Linked DNA regions of Homo sapiens: region 1 is linked to region 2. A link is an interaction called in ENCODE POLR2A ChIA-PET data of the cell type or tissue named here. Cell type or tissue: A673. All regions are shown on one strand. Links, peaks and the distances in the headings refer to the core of each region. The heading gives the core; the rest is flanking DNA. Region 1 overlaps FMNL2 (formin like 2). Region 2 overlaps FMNL2 (formin like 2).

Region 1 (8,340 bases), core at 331-8,330, 67 kb after region 2:
GGCCCTGCGAGCAGTCATTTTGTACTAACTGTTTTGCATCTTGGTAGTAGATGTGATCCCCTCTTTGCATAGGAGGAAAACTGAAGCTCAGAGAAATGCAGAACTCTCTTTGATGACACTGCTGGTCACATGTACATGTGGGTTTGAACCCACATCTGCTCAACTCCAGAGTCAGTACTGCTTTCTCTGTAGGGCCCTGCAGCTTCCATTCTAGGAATGGTGTTTTGCCCAACCTGTTTCAGGTCCTCCTTCAGCAGGTCTTCAATCTTTTGCATATTCTTTTGAATATCTTCAATGTTGGCAAATCTTTCTCTTTTGGATATTTATTTTATCTTTGAAAATAACAAAAGATTTGACTCAAACTGATAAAGCTAATTTTTTTCAAATATGAGCAACGAGTCAATTGCTGGAATGTGGGAGTGTTATGTTTGCATGGGTACACATGTGTGTGCCGACATGAATGGATTCCAACCTGGAAGATCCAAAAGTATCCTGAGCAAAGGCAGTCACTGGAATAAGCATAAACATACACAATATACAGTCCAAGGTGATATCTGAATGTAGGTCAGAGGTGGGGCCCAAGAATCAACATTTCTAACACGTTTTATGCTAATGCTGCCAAAAGAGGAACCATACTTTGAAAAATTCATGCCACGTGTATCAGGTTTTATAGACCCTAATGTCCAAAGCAGAACAGGCAACAGTAAAAACCTGGGTAGAAGCCACATGTCCACAAACCATAAAATGAACCAGTACTTATATTTACGTTCATACAATGGTATACTAGATTACAATGAAAACAAGCCATGTACTGCATGCTCCTATGAATGGATCTCACAAACCTGATGCTGAGCCAAGAAGAACACCTGATTTCATTTCTTCACACTTATAAAATAGGTGACATTAAACTTTAATGGTTACAGATACACACTCAAGGGGTAACACTATACATATAGATATATGGTTTTATATTGTGTGTATATATGCGTACTTGGAGATGATCAGCCTGAAAGTCATGGTTGGAGGACTGAAGTGGGGAAAGTCATAATCAAAGGGGGAAATATGGCACATTCCTAAGAGGCCAGCAGTTCTATTTCTTGATCTGAGTAGCAGTTACAAAGGTGCTGGCTTTATACTACTTACTATGCTGGTTCTCGGGCTTAACTACCTTTTCTATATAGATGCTATATTTCTCACAAAAAAAAGTTTAAATCAGCTCTAAAGGAAAAATAAAGATTCATCAAGAAATGAGGACAAGCCTGGGTAACATGGTGAAACCCCATCTCTACAAAAAATACAAAAAATTAGCTGGGTGTGGTGGCACATGCCTGTAGTCCCAGCTATCCAGGAGACTGAGGTGGAAGAACCACCTGAGCCTGGGAGGTTAAGGCTGCAGTGAGCCCTGATCGTGCCACTGCACTCCAGCCTGGGTAACAGAGCGAGACCCTGTCTAAAACAAAAAAAAGAAAAGAAAAGAAAAAAAGAAATGAGGATAATCTTTATCATGTTCTTTTCTACGTACAACCCAAAAGGTATTTTCTTACTTTAATTCTTTATAATCTGATTATCACTTACTCCACAACGGAATTTTTTGGTATTTCACTCTGACAATTGGCCAGCATGTGCATGCATTTGTTTATCCCATAGAAACTTGTATTTCTCCAACACAGGGAACCACAACATTCTGCATGGTCCACTGAAGCCTTGCTTGCTTGTAGATTTTAAAATGCTAAAGGCCACTGTAATAATACTGAAAAGATAATCTTATTATTATTATTAATTTTTAATTATACTTTAAGTTTTAGGGTACATGTGCACATTGTGCAGGTTAGTTACATATGTATACGTGTGCCATGCTGGTGCGCTGCACCCACTAACTCGTCATCTAGCATTAGGTATATCTCCCAATGCTATCCCTCCCCCCTCCCCCCACCCCACCACAGTCCCCAGAGTGTGATATTCCCCTTCCTGTGTCCATGTGATCTCATTGTTCAATTCCCACCTATGAGATAATCTTATTATTTAAAATCTATATTTGTTATTGTTTATCCTTGAAAATAGGGGGAATGGTTTGTAGTAGGACACCTATTAATATTTTCCCTTTATTTAAAAATAATCAGGGTGAATTTTGTAGTATATGAACTCTATCTCAATCAAGCTGCTTTTAAAAAAAGAACAGCACACTTTTTCTAATTATTCCTTCAAATGTTCTATCTCGAGAGCAATTTCTAAGTAATCACAACTATTCAACATCTCTAGTGCCATCACTGTGTCTGTGTATAAACTACTTTTTTTAAATCACCATCACCTCACCAAGGAATCAGAGGGGATCCTATTGCCATGGGGATTTAGCAGTAGTCCAGCTGAGGGCTAAAATAATCACAAGAAGCTCAGAAAAATGAACTGATGAGCTATCTAGAAGCCAGTCATTATTTCCAACCTCATGTATGACAACAGCTGATGCCAAACACATATCAGAATATAAATAAATATTATCCTTTTAAATAATATAATTCCAATTATTCAAAAAAAATTTTTTTGAGAGAGTCTCACTCTGTCACCCAGGCTGGAATGCAGTGGCACAATCACAGCTCACTGCAGCCTCGACTTCCCAGGTTCAAGCAATCCTCCTAATTCCACCTCCTAAGAAGTTGGATCTATAGGTGCAGGCAACCACGCCCAGCTAATTTTCTAAAGACAAGGTCTCACCATGTTGCCCAGGCTGGTATTGAACTCCTGGGCTCAATTTTATTTTTACAATAATAAAATTTGGTGGAGTAGCACATGTAACGCAGTAGCATTCACTCATTTAGTGAGCCCTATCTTTGACAGTCAGTAAAGGCAGCTTTTTTTCATTTCCTATTTGGGACTGTGGCGACTCAGAAGGCTTACTCAAATACATACATTTGCTGGTCCTGTTGACTGGACTATATTTCCTTAGGACTTGAAATTATGAACAAGGTCTACATGTAATAAACTCACACTTTTTCAAATATGCTTATTTAGCATTTGTCGTTGTATTCCACATATTCTTCATTTGTTTGAGCAGCTTACTGATGTATTAAGAAAGAGAAAATAAGGAAGCCTCATGCTTTAAAACACAGTTGGTCCACATTGCATCCACTTCTAAGAAAACTCAGGTGGGGCCATTTGCCTTGGCATAGTCTGCCCATCTCCTCTTTCTACCTCCACTGCTGCCATGGAACCCGTGAAAAAGCTTGTGGCAAATGGGGAGAAGGAAGACAGAAAAAGAAGGTTCTGAAGTTCACTCTTGATTCCACCCACCCTCTAGAAGATGGAGTCATGGAAGCTGCCAATTTTGAGTGCTTTTTGCAAGAGGATCAAAATGAACAGAAAAGCTGGGAATCTCAATGGAGGGGTGGTAACTATCAAAAGGAGCAAGATCACCAAGACTTTGGAGGTGCCTTTTCAATTCATTTTGATAGCTCATCATGACTAAAGAATAACATTTCTACACAGTGCAACTCAAGTTGGTAACTTAATAAAGGTACTTATATCATTGATGTCAAGCAAGCAGGCAACGAGGTCCTGAAAATAACATGGGATATGAAGCAGTTTTAAAAGTGTGGGTAATGGAAGACTGCCAACCAAAGCAGTTTCGACTTTTAATACAATATCTAAAATTCTAATATTTAGAGGGAAAAATATATTAATTCAAATAAATAGGATGCCCATAATCCATCTGAAGTCCTTCAAAATAAATGTGTTTGGCAAGGTGCTGAAATTTTCTTATGTATTTTCCCAATGTTTCTGTTGTTCAAATTGGCCACATTGAAACAGAGAGAAAAGGTTTGGCAAATCAGGTGCTGAATTTATAACTCAAACAGTGGTTCCTTTAGATATTAGACAGGCAACCCCAAGTTTTACAAAAACAGTTGGGGCTTTGTATTCTTCCTCCATAACACTTTTATTTGGGTCCCTGGATGTAGGCCGAGTTTTCTTTTCTCTTCTCCCTCTCCCTCTCTCCTTCTTTCATGGTTCCCATGAAAGTTTTATATGAGTTTTATTTAAGAACTCATAAAAATACAGCTGGGTGCAGTGGCTCACGCCTGTAATCCCAGCACTTTGGGAGGCTGAGGCAGGTGGATCACCTGTGGTCAGGAGATTGAGACCAGCCTGGCCAACGTGGTGAAACCCCACCTCTACTAAAAATACAAAAATTAGTCAGGCGTGGTGGCGCGTGCCTGTAATCCCAGCTACTTGGGAGGCTGAGACAGGAGGATTACTTGAACCCAGGAGGTGGGGCTTGCAGTGAACTGAGATCATGCCACTGCAGTCCAGTCTGGGCGACAGAGTCTCCATCTCAAAAAACAAACAAACAAAAAAAAAAAACCTCATATAAAATATTCCAGATAATGAATTTTAATCCTCCTCTTCCTCTTCCCTGAACTGGTTAATTTAGAAGTAATGTAATTCGTAACTCCTTGCCTTTAGCAGCTACGTGCAATCCATCATGTAGATGATTCTTCAAATATCTTTTAGTGAGATATTTCAAATACAATTAACTTTTCATGTGGGGCAGTACTTTTTGTTTCTCTGATTTTTAACTTATCTTTCAGTGATACTTCACAGTTTATCACATTCTTTAGACCTCTTAGCTCACTCAAGCTTCTATATCTGGCAAGTAGATATTATCTCCATTTTGCAGATGAGGGAACTGAGGCTTAAAGATTAAATGACTTACCTGAAATCATATACTGTGTGTGTGTGTGTGTATGTGTAAGGTCTCTGATGTATTTTCCCAATGTTTCTGTTGTTCAAACACAGTTTTCTGACTTTTTCTGATGCTTGTTCATTTTACTACACTATAATAAGCATGCTCATCTTGAATTTAATAGTATAAACATTTTTTAAAGGGTGGAAACATGTTCTATTCTTCATTGAGTCCCAGTATGTAAAAGAATACTTGGCACACAGTTGATCTTCAACAATGTTCAAAGAATTAAACTTTTTAAAAATGTCACATACAAGTCACTTCTTTCATAAATTAAGGGTAACTTTTAAATGTAAAAGTAAACAAAGAGACTATAAGCACACTCTACAGGATGTACCCCAGCAGGTTCAGTAGACATAAGTTAGTCAAGCTCACGTCAGAGCCAAAGAACATTTGCTGATGAGCCGCAGCTGTGTCTCTCGTAGATCTAAAGCCGTCTAATGCCTTTCATAACCATACGTTTCCTCATTAACCCAATCCCCTAAGGCGTATGTTAGCTTCCTCTTTCCCTACTGGTTGCCTGGAACGTTAGGCTGCCTATACACATACCTGCCTTGCAGACAAGGAAAAAACAAAACACTTATTGGACTCCACTTAATGACCAAGTCTACTGCAACCCAAGGTGGGAAACTAGACCATTGTGAAAAGAACTAAGTGACGGGCTGTGACAGGGGTGTAGTAAATTAATTAGGTAAGTCACAGCAAACAGAATTCATCAGCTATGCTACAACATAGCCTTTTCTACTAGACACAGGCAGGCAGACTTAAGTTCTTTCTAACAAGCTGAACTGTTTCTTTGGTTCGTCCTCTCCCTACATGTCCTCCTCCTCTTTCTCCACTTAAATCTAATAGAGTTTGTCATTGAAAGCCTTTCTGTGTAAAGGTTTGAAATTTGGACATTCCACTCATCTAGCTTAGCATTTCTGATCTTTTACATCCTCTCTATCCAATTACATGAGAAATTAATTGGGGTTAATTTGGTGTGAGCTAGACTCAGAACAAGCATGTTATAAGCATTTCCGCTCCATAAATCACATTTGGATACACAATCAAACAAGAATTCCATTCCAGTTTATCTTATACCTTCATATTCTGAGGCTTAAGGAAAGAAATTATAACATGACATCTGAAAATAGAAATCTCAGGGGATGAATGGCTCTCAGGGCACACACTGTTGAGTTTCTCTCCCGTTTGGTATAGCCACACAGTCACTGGCTCTATTTCAGTGGTGTATTAGCAGAGCTACATAAACTGCTTGAACATCCTCAGGGATGAATTAGATGTCACCATCATTATGTGAGTATTAATGTTTTATTATCTTGATCCTAAAATAATTCATTTTAGATAGTAACAATTTAAAGGGCGTTGTTTTTGTTCACATAATGTCACTACACTTGAATGTTTTCTTCCTGGAAGCTGGAAGTAGTTGGGCATCCTTTCCAAAGGCTGAGTAGGCAAACTGCAGTCTCTAAATGAGCCAATATTACAACCAGCACTATTGCTATTAGTAAGTACTAATTTGTAAGATTTAGCTTAGTGCTAAGTACTCTTCAGAGTTAAGCTGACAGACATAATTCATATCCTCAAGGGTTTTACCCTCTAAAATAGATAATGCTGACACAAGTAACAGGGAGAGGAAAAGATGAAAATAAAATGTTGCAATAATATTGTATATGGACAGAAATGATTTATCCAACACGGAAGAGGCCAAGAACAGTGCACCTGCGTGGTGCAGGGTGGGCTAGAAGAGGGGAGAGGGTTGCCAAGACCAATCAGCATCCCTAAACAGGAGGGCCTGAGGTAAGCCCTAACACCTTGCCCTCCCAGGGCTAACCATTTATACAAATAAAAAATGATTTACACAAATAGACCTGGATTCCCAAAGAACTGAGAGAACCAAAGTCCCCAAAAGAATGCATGCTCATTGTTTCCCCCAAAATAAAAATTCTGAAATTTCAGAGTAGCTGGCGGACTTCCCCATCTACAGAAAGTATGCGTATGAGCATGTTGGGGATGGTGAGATAGGAGAGGACAATTGACAGAAAATGAAAAAGTATTAAGTCTCTGCCTACTGACTATAATAGATGGCCAAGAAGGCAAGTTCAGATGAGATTCTAATTTGTATAATGACTACCAGAGGAAGCTAGTGCCAGCTGGGCTACTATTTAGAGGGATCCCAGTGGTCATTATTGGATGAAAACATCTTGCTAAACAAGCCCCTGCCTCTGAACATTTTAAATCTTACTAACATGTTTGGATCCCCTGTTTCCAGGCACTAACACGAAAACTTTAAAAAAGGCTTTTTACTCTTTCACCTATCCAGAACACATTACAGAAGACACTGTAAAAAGCACAAAAAGAAATAAATTCAATTGCAAAGTATTAAATCTCATCTCTGAGATGCAACAGACATAGTTGTAATACAAAGTAGAATATGATAAGAGCCATATGTGATCCTCTCAAAGTTCAAAGAAAGGTGAGGCTCTTCCCAACTGAGATGATCAAAGGAACCTCCCTGGAGAAAGTGGCTTTTGAATTGAATTTTGGAAGGCAGGCAGTGCACAGATATCCTGGGACAGTATAAGAGGCAGGAGACAGAGGAGTTTTCCAGATCAGGAACATGGGAACAAAAGCAGAGAAAGGAGGGATATGTGGTAGTAACTTCAAGAGGTTTAGCTGAGTTCTAGTAATCCAGTTTATGAAAATTGCACAAAGGATCTAAATGGTAAGTCAGAACAAACGACAGTGGATGTCAAATAATAGGTTAGGAATACAGGACAGACAACAAGGAGTCTTGAATAGTGAAAACGTGCATGATTAATACTGTGTACCTCTTTCCTCCGTTCCCAACTTTTAAAGTTGGCCATTTCTGCGCTAGACTGGACTTGAAAATCAGCACGACAGATTCATTCCACAGCCATAGTTTCTTGGAGAGCCTCAAAACATTCTTCAGCTCTGAATATGAAATCATTTTGCTAGTTGAAGAGGAAAGGACAACTTTCCAAGTGTTCCATTACAGCTCTCAGACTGAAAATAACCTCTGATGAGACTTTTCCAAATGCTTTCTTTTATTTAGACTAGCGAGAATTTATTCTAGTTCAATGAGTCTTTCCTGACCAAAACATCCTATAACTCATTTTCTAATACGTAATATTGAGTAGGTTTCTTTAATCCTACTCCTCTTACTTAGGAATGCCTTTCAAACAAAAAGAAAGTACAGATGATCTTTCAGAGTCCCCAGAGATGGTCATGTATCATACAAATAAAACATTAGGGGTTGGGAGAGAACAGAGTTCAAAATCTGATCAGGAAAAAAAAAAAAAAAAAAGACAAAATAAGCCTTAAGAGTTCTTGTAGAAACCATTAGGCAATTCAAGAGCACTAATATTTTCAATTACTCAAGAATTTTTTTAAATTACAAGCTCCGATTTTAAGAATTGCTTTTCTGACTACAGTTAAATTAATTGGCTTATCTGAAACTCCATTGGCCTCAATTCAAACAGTGTACAAATTGTGGGTATAATTATCATAACTTCAATAGGTGCTAGCTGAATCAAACTGAACTGGAATATTCACTGAGGCGGTTTTATTGTCAGTGAAACTTT
Region 2 (8,340 bases), core at 306-8,305:
CACATGAATCTAGCACATAGAACTTGTGTAATAGCAGCCTCTAAATAAGGTACCTCATTGCATGTATATGTGAATAAACGAACTGACAGAAAATGGAACCTAGTTTGTGTATGGATAGTACAGGTGTTTTAAAGGGCTTTATATAATTGTAATTTCAGCAGAAACTCAAATGGCAAGGAGGTCTGGCAGGTATCATAAATGAGCAGGCTGGGCTGTGTGTCACGCAAAGGGAATGGTGTGGACTGTGACAAACTAGAGAGGACATCTTTGGACTAAAGCAATAGGGGCTGCTTGGCTCCAGCAGCTGACACTCTGCAGGAACAGGGGCCTAGTGTTCTCAAATATTTTCAGTTTCCAAGCAAATCAGATGTGTATTTTTTATGCATCATGTCCAAATTGTTTAAGTAGGGTCATCACTGTCAGACTGAACTCATAAGCCTGTAGGTTGGCTTTAGCATGAAAGCCTACAGTTTGCAACCTCAACTCTAACAGAATGAATAAGTTCCCCTAAAAAGGCACAAGAAAGAAACTCACATCATGAGACAAGGCACCAATCTCTTTACGTATTTATCACCAGGGCCAGCATCAGCCTTAACTTCTTTAAAAAATCCTAATAACAAGATTTTAAAAGTCAGTGTAAAAATGTCCCTTGTTTCATATATGTGTGTGTATATATATAAAGTATATAGACACATATATATACATATATATGTATATATATAAAGTATATATATATAGACACACACACTTTGAAAAGCAAATAACATGCTTTATGCAACAGAAAATCTTCTCTATAAAGGATTTCATCTTTCTCACTGGTTTTGGAAGGGGCTGAGGGCTAAGACGCATATAAAACTTGAGGACTCCAAACTTTTTTTTTTTTTTTTTCTTTTTTTTTTTCACAAAAAGGGTTAGAAATCTGCAAAGCTATGTTTCATGTTTTATAATCACTGAAGCAATTCAAATGAAAAATTCACTTGGCATCCTAAGCATAGGCTCTGCAAGGTAAGGAGTCATTGGTACGTCTGCTTCAGGTTAGAAGTGATCTGGGAAATTACAGCCCGGTTAGGATCTCCTGGGTCTAGAATTTCCCTAGGGCAACTGGATTGGGTCAACGCCTACAGATCTGGGTGCACTCAAGCGTAAAACTTCTGGAGAAATTCACTATGGTAGATTCTATCTTCCTTCCAGATTAAGATTTACGTGTATGAATGCAGAAGTGCTGCAACTCACTTTGATGTTCTTACCCGAGAATGACAGGACTGCTGTGGAACCGCATGTTCTTGTATGTCACCTAACCTGCCAAGGACAGCCCCAATATGATTATACCCTCACAGAATTACCAAAGCAGGAAAGAGATCAGGGAGGAAAAAAAAAATCACTGCTGCATATTCATTTTGGAGATACATACAGTCAACTCTACAAACCAAAGCACTTTAATTTTTAAGAATATAGTCTGGAGAAGGGCACTGGCAGGGGCCTGCAAAAATAAAAAAGGTCAAGATTGCTTCTACCTTAAGGATTCTTATGCAGCATCATCAACAATTAAACAATGGCAGCATTTGCACCAGGCATGGCTGTTTCCAACTGCACGGCTTCCCCTTTATTTGCTATGATTAGTACTTTTGTCTTTACTATACCGTGTATGTAAGGAATAAAATGGAAATCAAAGAGAAATACAGATTAAGAGGGACATTCTAGATTGGATCTATAGCATATTAATTGCAATTCCCTGTCCTTTGTAATATAAATATGTGTGTGTGTGTGTGTGTGTGTGTGTGTGTGTGTGTATTTAGAAAAAAAGTATTGAAACTGAGTTTGCTTTATTGAATACTGAAATAACTCACCATAAAATCTATGTTATTGTCTTCATTCCTGAAATGTTCCATCAACTTCTCAAAGCGCTGTTTTTCTCCACAAACCTGAAACACACATTTTCATTGTGCATGTGACTTTCTAAACATAAACATTCCAAAATTAGATGCAGAAATTTCAGCTTAATAATGATTTCCAGAATATCTATCTTTTTCTCTCTCATAAACTATTTACTTCCCTTCTAAGCTAGTTAACTCACAAACAGCCATATGAGCTGCAACCAAAAGCTGATCTTGGTTTCCTTTCCAGATTCTCTTGATATTTTGAAATCCATATCAAATGTGTTTTTCTTTCATTGGTTGCCTTTGCAGTCTCACGAATTTTTTAGCATACATTTGGAATCCAAGAATGCAGTCATGGTAAAAAAAAAAAAAAAAAACAAAAAAAAAAAACGACCATAGCTTCCTTTTGTAAAAAGGAAAAAAGACATGCAAAAAGATATGAGTATTTAAATTCTTTAAAAGGCACATTTAAAATGTTCATATGTATAACTGAATCAAAAAATCTCAGTGCATAAACTACAATACAGAAATAGACACCGTGGAAGCTATATTAACCCATTTAAGGTGAGTATAGAAATCTGCAGTAATTTGTGAAGTAGCATCCCAGAATCCTGAAACATATGCATTCAGCTAATTAATGTTTTCATTGATCAGATGAAACAAACATAAAATACTGGTAACTCCAGGGCCCAAAGGTATTTGCATATACATGAAATAAAATACATGGAGCTAAAAAAAAAAAAAAAAAAAAAAAGAGTCAAAAAAGATTTCTATCAAATGACTCTCTGGGGACTTTTTTTCTTTCTTTTTTTTAAATTTTAGATTCCAAGCTGGAATGTGGTAGCACAATGATAGCTCACTACAGTCTCAACCTCCTGGGCTCAGGCAATCCTCCTGCCTCAGCTTCCCAAGTAGCTGGGACTACAAGCAGGCACCACCATACCCAGCTCTGAAGACTTATTTTTAAAGTCAAAGGACAAACTTTAATTCTGTCAATGTCCTTGGTTGACTTTTTTGGGGCAAAGTCCTATACCCACTGGTTTATTCATTTCACCTTCAGAAAATATTTCTCCAAACCACTCCTGACTATTTGCTGCATTAGTAAGACACAGTCCCTTGGTTAACATTTTGCTAATTTAATCCAGGTTTCACATGCTAAACTCCAAATTTTCTGATTCCATTTGTGATCTTAGGGATAACTCAGGTCAATCCTCAAAAATTCTTCTAAAATGTTATTTCATAATGCAGCCATTTAATTCAGTCGTGTGAAACTCCAAGTGAATATATATATATTTTGGTGAAGAGAAATTCCCACGAAGGCAGGAATTCTGTTTAGTTCACTACATAGCATCTACATCAATGCTTAGTACATTGTAAGTTCCCAATCGTATTTGTTAAATTGCACTGAATAGAAGATAAATGAGTAATTATGTTAAAATTCACTTCACAAAACGATGAATGACTTCCTGTTCTCCATGATGAAGCATTAAACCATGGTAGACAGGCACCACCGGGGGTAAATCCTTAGTGGTGGCCATCTCTAAACCATACGCTGGGAACGTTAAAGTGAACAGCCTTCAGCCTCTGAGGGCCTCCTAGTCTCAAAGCAGTATTTCCAACAGATTCAGACCACCATTTACTGCATTTTCATGACAACTCTCCGTGAAAATTTATTTATACCTGACTTAACAAAAAATAATTTCAGAATGCAGAGGGACAGTGCATGGAAGGTAGAGTCTAAAGTAAAGTCTTTAAAATTGGCCTAACATGGTGGCTCACACCTGTAATCCCAGGGCTTTGAGAGGCCAAAGCGGGAGGATCGCTTGAGCCCCAGAGTTCAAGACTGGCCTGGGCAAAATAATGAAACCATGTCTGTACTGAAAATAAAAATTAAAAAATCAGACAGGTGCAGTGGCACGCACCTGTAGTCCCAGCTACTCAGGAGACTGAGGTGGGAGGATACTTTGAGTCCATGAGGTCGAGGCTGCAGTGAGCCATGATCATGCCATACACCAGCCTGGGCAACAGAGCAAGACCCTGTCTCAAAAATACACACACACACACGCACACACACACGCACACGCACAGACGCACACACATGACCAGTCCCACACTGGAGAGTCTGATTCAATTGGCCCAGGTGGTGCTGGGGGGACACGGGCATGCACAATTTTAAAAGCACTATGGATCATTTTGATGCTCCACAATGGCTGACAACCAGAGATTTAAGGGGTTACCATGTTCTGCCCCCCTCCTCAGCTGGCCCCCCTAGACAATCTACAGCAAGTTCCTGGAAATGAAAGGTTTGTTGAAGGGGGTGAGGCAGTACAGGCCCAGCTCCCTAGACTATGACATCAGTCACATCTTACGCCCAAAGAGACAAGCATCTCTTGCCTGCAAAAAGGGATCTGTGGGTAAAAAACCCTGAGGTTTTATACGAAAGGTCAGAACTGCAATGTGAATTTTCTTTAGCAGAAACCCCAATACAGGCTGGGCACGGTGGTTCTCGCCTGTAATCCCAGCACTTTGGGAGGACGAGGTGGGCAGATAACATGAGGTCAGGAGTTTGAGACCAGCCTGGCCAACATGGTAAAACCCCGTCTGTACTAAAAATACAAAAATTAGCCAGGAGTGGTGGCATGCACCTGTAATCCCAGCTACTTGGGAGGCTGTGGAAGGAGAATTGCTTGAACCCAGAAGGCAGAGGTTGCAGTGAGCCGAGATCATACCACTGCATTCCAGCCTGGGCGACAAAGTGAGACTCTGTCTCAAAAAAAAAACAGTGTACTTTGGTCTTGTTGTGGGTGATTGGTAGTGGCAGTAACAGAAGAGGAAAAGAGGCCATCCTGAATTCGGGGAGAGCTACCAGCTCTCCTGAGAAGCAGACCGTGATTCATGTTTGGTTGAGGGGCTAGGCACACGCTAAACTAAATGAGGCAACAGCTGTTCGTGAACAGTGACAACAAAAGCAATTCCTAGGGAGGCAAAGCTCTTCGAAGAATGTTAGAAAGCTGAAAAATGCCTTTTGCATAATCTGATGCTCTCAATTTATGAATTAGACCTACACAGAGATTAGACTTCTCTAACCTGATGAAAGGTTGAGAGAGTGGCAGAACCAAGGCTAGAACCAGGTCCCCGATGGCCAGCCTGAGGTTCCTTCTCCCACATAGCCCAGAATGCCCATATAAACATATTCCATTAAAGAAGGTAGTTAAGGCATTCCAGCAGTATCTGAGACACACAGAGATGAAAAACATTATCACTAAAAGACATAGTCATTATACCATGCATACTTTGACATCCCTGCACCAGAAACTTCCATGGAACCTCGAAAAATGATAGATTCCTAGAGTCTATATTGAGACATACTGAATAAGAATCTCCCCAGATGGGCCTAGAAATCTGTGAATACTTGTGGTTGTTGGACCAGCATCTGGGAACCAATGGCTCATATGATATCACACTGGCTGATTAAACCCTCAGTCTTTCTGATTACCAATTATAAACTGATTAACTAGATCATTAAATCTCCAGCTCATTCAACTTCTAACTGAGCAACACAAACACAGTTACTATAATTGGATATCATAGGAATGCCGCAGGAATGGACCCACTGCCCCTGCATAAGTGCAATGAATAATAAGGTAACCCAAAAATAATCAAGGGGTGCATGTTGGGTCTTAGAAAAAAAAGGTTTTGAATGGCTGGAAAAGCACATGTGGACGGCAACAAACTACTCATAGCCTGTTACTTTAAAAGATGGCATCAAATATAGAACAAGCAACACTAGATTTCATGGTGGATAAGGATCCCAAAAAACACATCACTAGCCTGGCAGATAGACCTGAAGTAGATGTTAAGAAGAGCCTTGAATATATGTGTTTCTTTAGAGAGCCCTCATTCTGTCAACAGACAAATCCCTACTGAGAACATGTGCGTTACAAAACAGAGAAATACCTCTAATCTTAAAAAAAAAAAAAAAAACAGACTTAAATATCTTCTTATTTACAGCTGCTATGAACTTGGCGAAAATAACCCAAATGCACAAAATGACATTATGAATACAAATGCCGGCTTTGGGAAACCTTGAAAGCAACAGAGTGACCACTCTCCATGGTAAGGACTAGAAGGACCCCTACTACCACAGCTCCACCAGACCCAAGGCTGCTTTGCTGCCAATCTCAACTAATGAACTCAGGGTTGTGTTTCCTGACACATTCCACAGGCACAGCAAGGATTCCAGAGCCCCACTTTGTTTCTGAGGAAGGAAAGGAAGCATGCAGGCCAGATTCACATTTGTTTCTCCATTACTTTAGCAATCATTAAACAAGTGTACACTACAATCCCACAGGAAACAGGAAGATATGTTTGGGGAAGGTTGGTAAAAGTTGTGTCCCACATCAAAGGAAAGTTGTCTTCGTTCATACTGCTCACATCTGGAGCACCCCCACGCACTGGGTGAAACAGGACCATCATGGTGGAACATGCTCTCTCCTTTGCGGTGGCCTCTTTAGAAAATCGGTGAGGATGAAAGGAACGAGACACTAATTTTCAGTTATTTTCAGAATCCATGCATTGGCCTGCATGGGAATGAACTCGAGCGCTTCATCAAAACGTTTCTAAGAGCCAGGAGCATATTTGCACGTGTACATCATTACACATTCTATATTGATGGGCATCACTTCCATCTGCCCACAAAGGCCAGATAATACACGGTGCAAAAACTTTTTAATAAAAAAGCTATATTCTTGCAGCTGAAACGTGTCATTCTTGACTTTTATATTCACTGGTATATCTCGTTCTCCCACCAGCTTTGATACCAGTTTCCAAATCAATAACATGTACTCTATTAAGTGGGGTGGGGAGAAAGTTTAAGAGCTACAGAAAAACTGAGCCGAGCAGAGCGGCAAGGAGCCCTTCTGTGCACTGGACTGCCCTATCAGGAATTAGACTACTACTGCTAGCAGCTGGGGCTACCAGCAATTAAGTAAACCAGCAGACAAATAAAAGTATATGCCCTGGAAAAGTATGTACCCTACTGAAAACCAAGAGGCATCTTCATTATAAATCATCTATAAACCGGCTGCAAGTGAATAAATTCACGATCCCAGTTAATGTAAAAATGATCAGGCTCCAATCCTGGACCAGAGACTTCAGTCTGCTAACACAGCCACCTATCTGCCCATCCCTGTGGGGTCCTGCCTAATACAACTGCCTCTCTTTGCACCTTCAAGCTCTAAGACTGATGGGGGTAAAGGGCTATAAGGGTAGAAATGGGACTATGTGGCACATTAGACAAGACTGTAAAACCTGGGTTATAAGTCACAGTTCAGCCACTACCCTGTTGTTAGCTTGGACCATTCAGCAAACAACCCTGGACTTCAGTTTTCACATCTATCAAGTTGAGAGCCTTAGGCCAGGTGCAGTGGCTCACACCTGTACTCCCAGCACTTTGGGAGGCCGAGACAGGTGGATCACCTGAGGTCAGGAGTTTGAGACCAGCCTGGCCAACAGGGTGAAACCCCGTTTCTACTAGAAATACAAAAATTAATTGGGCATGGTGGCGGGCGCCTGTAATCCCACGTATTAGGAAGGCTGAGGCAGGAGAATCACTTGAACCTGGGAGGTGAAGGTTCCAGTGAGCCAAGGTCACACCATTGCACTCTAGCCTGGGTGACAGAGTGAGACTCTGTCTCAAAAAAAAAAAAAAAAGAAAGAAAAGAAAAGAAAAGAGAGCCTTAGATAATACTACTGGTTTGCAAGCCATACTTTAAGAAAGCAATCGGCCGGCGCGGTGGCTCATGCCTGTAATCCCAGCACTTTGGGAGGCCAAGGTGGGCGGATTGCCTGAGGTCAGGAGTTCGAGACTAGCCTGGCCAAGGTAGTGAAAACCAGTCTCTACTAAAAATGCAAAAATTAGCTGGGCGTCGTGGCAGGCGCCTGTAATCCCAGCTATTCAGGAGGCTGAGGTAGGAGAATTGCTTGAACCTGGGGGATGGAGGTTGCAGTTAGCCGAGATCGTGCCACTGCACTCCAGCCTGGGTGACAGAGCGAGACTCCATCTCAAAAAAAAAAAAAAAGAAAAAAGAAAAGAAAAGAAAGAAAGCCATCAGGGTTACAGAGGAAATAAAGGAGAAGAAACTATATGGGTTACAGAGCTTTGGGAGTAAGGGGGAATTCCAAGTCAGGGGCTTGGCCGAGAAAGGGAAAGCCTAAGTAAGGTTCTTGAGAATTCTACCCTCACTATCCAGATCTTCTTTCTTATACTTACTTAGTTGTCTGATAAGATTGCTTTTGAGGGGAAAAAAAGGTTTCATTGCAAATAAAAAATTTGAAAAAAATTCTCTCCCTCAGTATTCTTGAACGTCTAAAATTCTCATCTAGCATGGCAATAGAACATGATATGGCCAAGCTGACTGGCATGGAAGCTCCACAGAAACAAATTCAGAGGAATGCACTTGGC

Evidence for each region. ChIA-PET counts read pairs that join two places held together with the same protein. Peaks named below come from ENCODE experiments on the same cell type or tissue, not always from the same donor. Only the 100,000 strongest peaks of a DNase experiment are listed, where the experiment ranks them.
Region 1: POLR2A ChIA-PET joins it to region 2 with 15 read pairs; 4 of 35 experiments call an interaction of 5 or more read pairs at or near these places.

Annotation. Positions count from the first base shown.
Region 1 is chr2:152,534,288-152,542,627 of GRCh38, reverse strand. All of the region lies in intron 2 of FMNL2 (formin like 2), which reads right to left. Among named protein-coding and RNA genes, the nearest start is that of PRPF40A, 180 kb to the left of the region's middle. In A673, for the core only: no CTCF peak of the experiment used is centred there; a DNase peak (open chromatin) is centred at 5,177; H3K4me3 peaks cover 790 bases; H3K27ac peaks cover 1,383 bases.
Region 2 is chr2:152,600,921-152,609,260 of GRCh38, reverse strand. It overlaps FMNL2 (formin like 2), which reads right to left. Exons shown (of 26, transcript NM_052905.4): 10 at 1,848-1,922. Among named protein-coding and RNA genes, the nearest start is that of PRPF40A, 110 kb to the left of the region's middle. In A673, for the core only: no CTCF peak of the experiment used is centred there; a DNase peak (open chromatin) is centred at 3,370.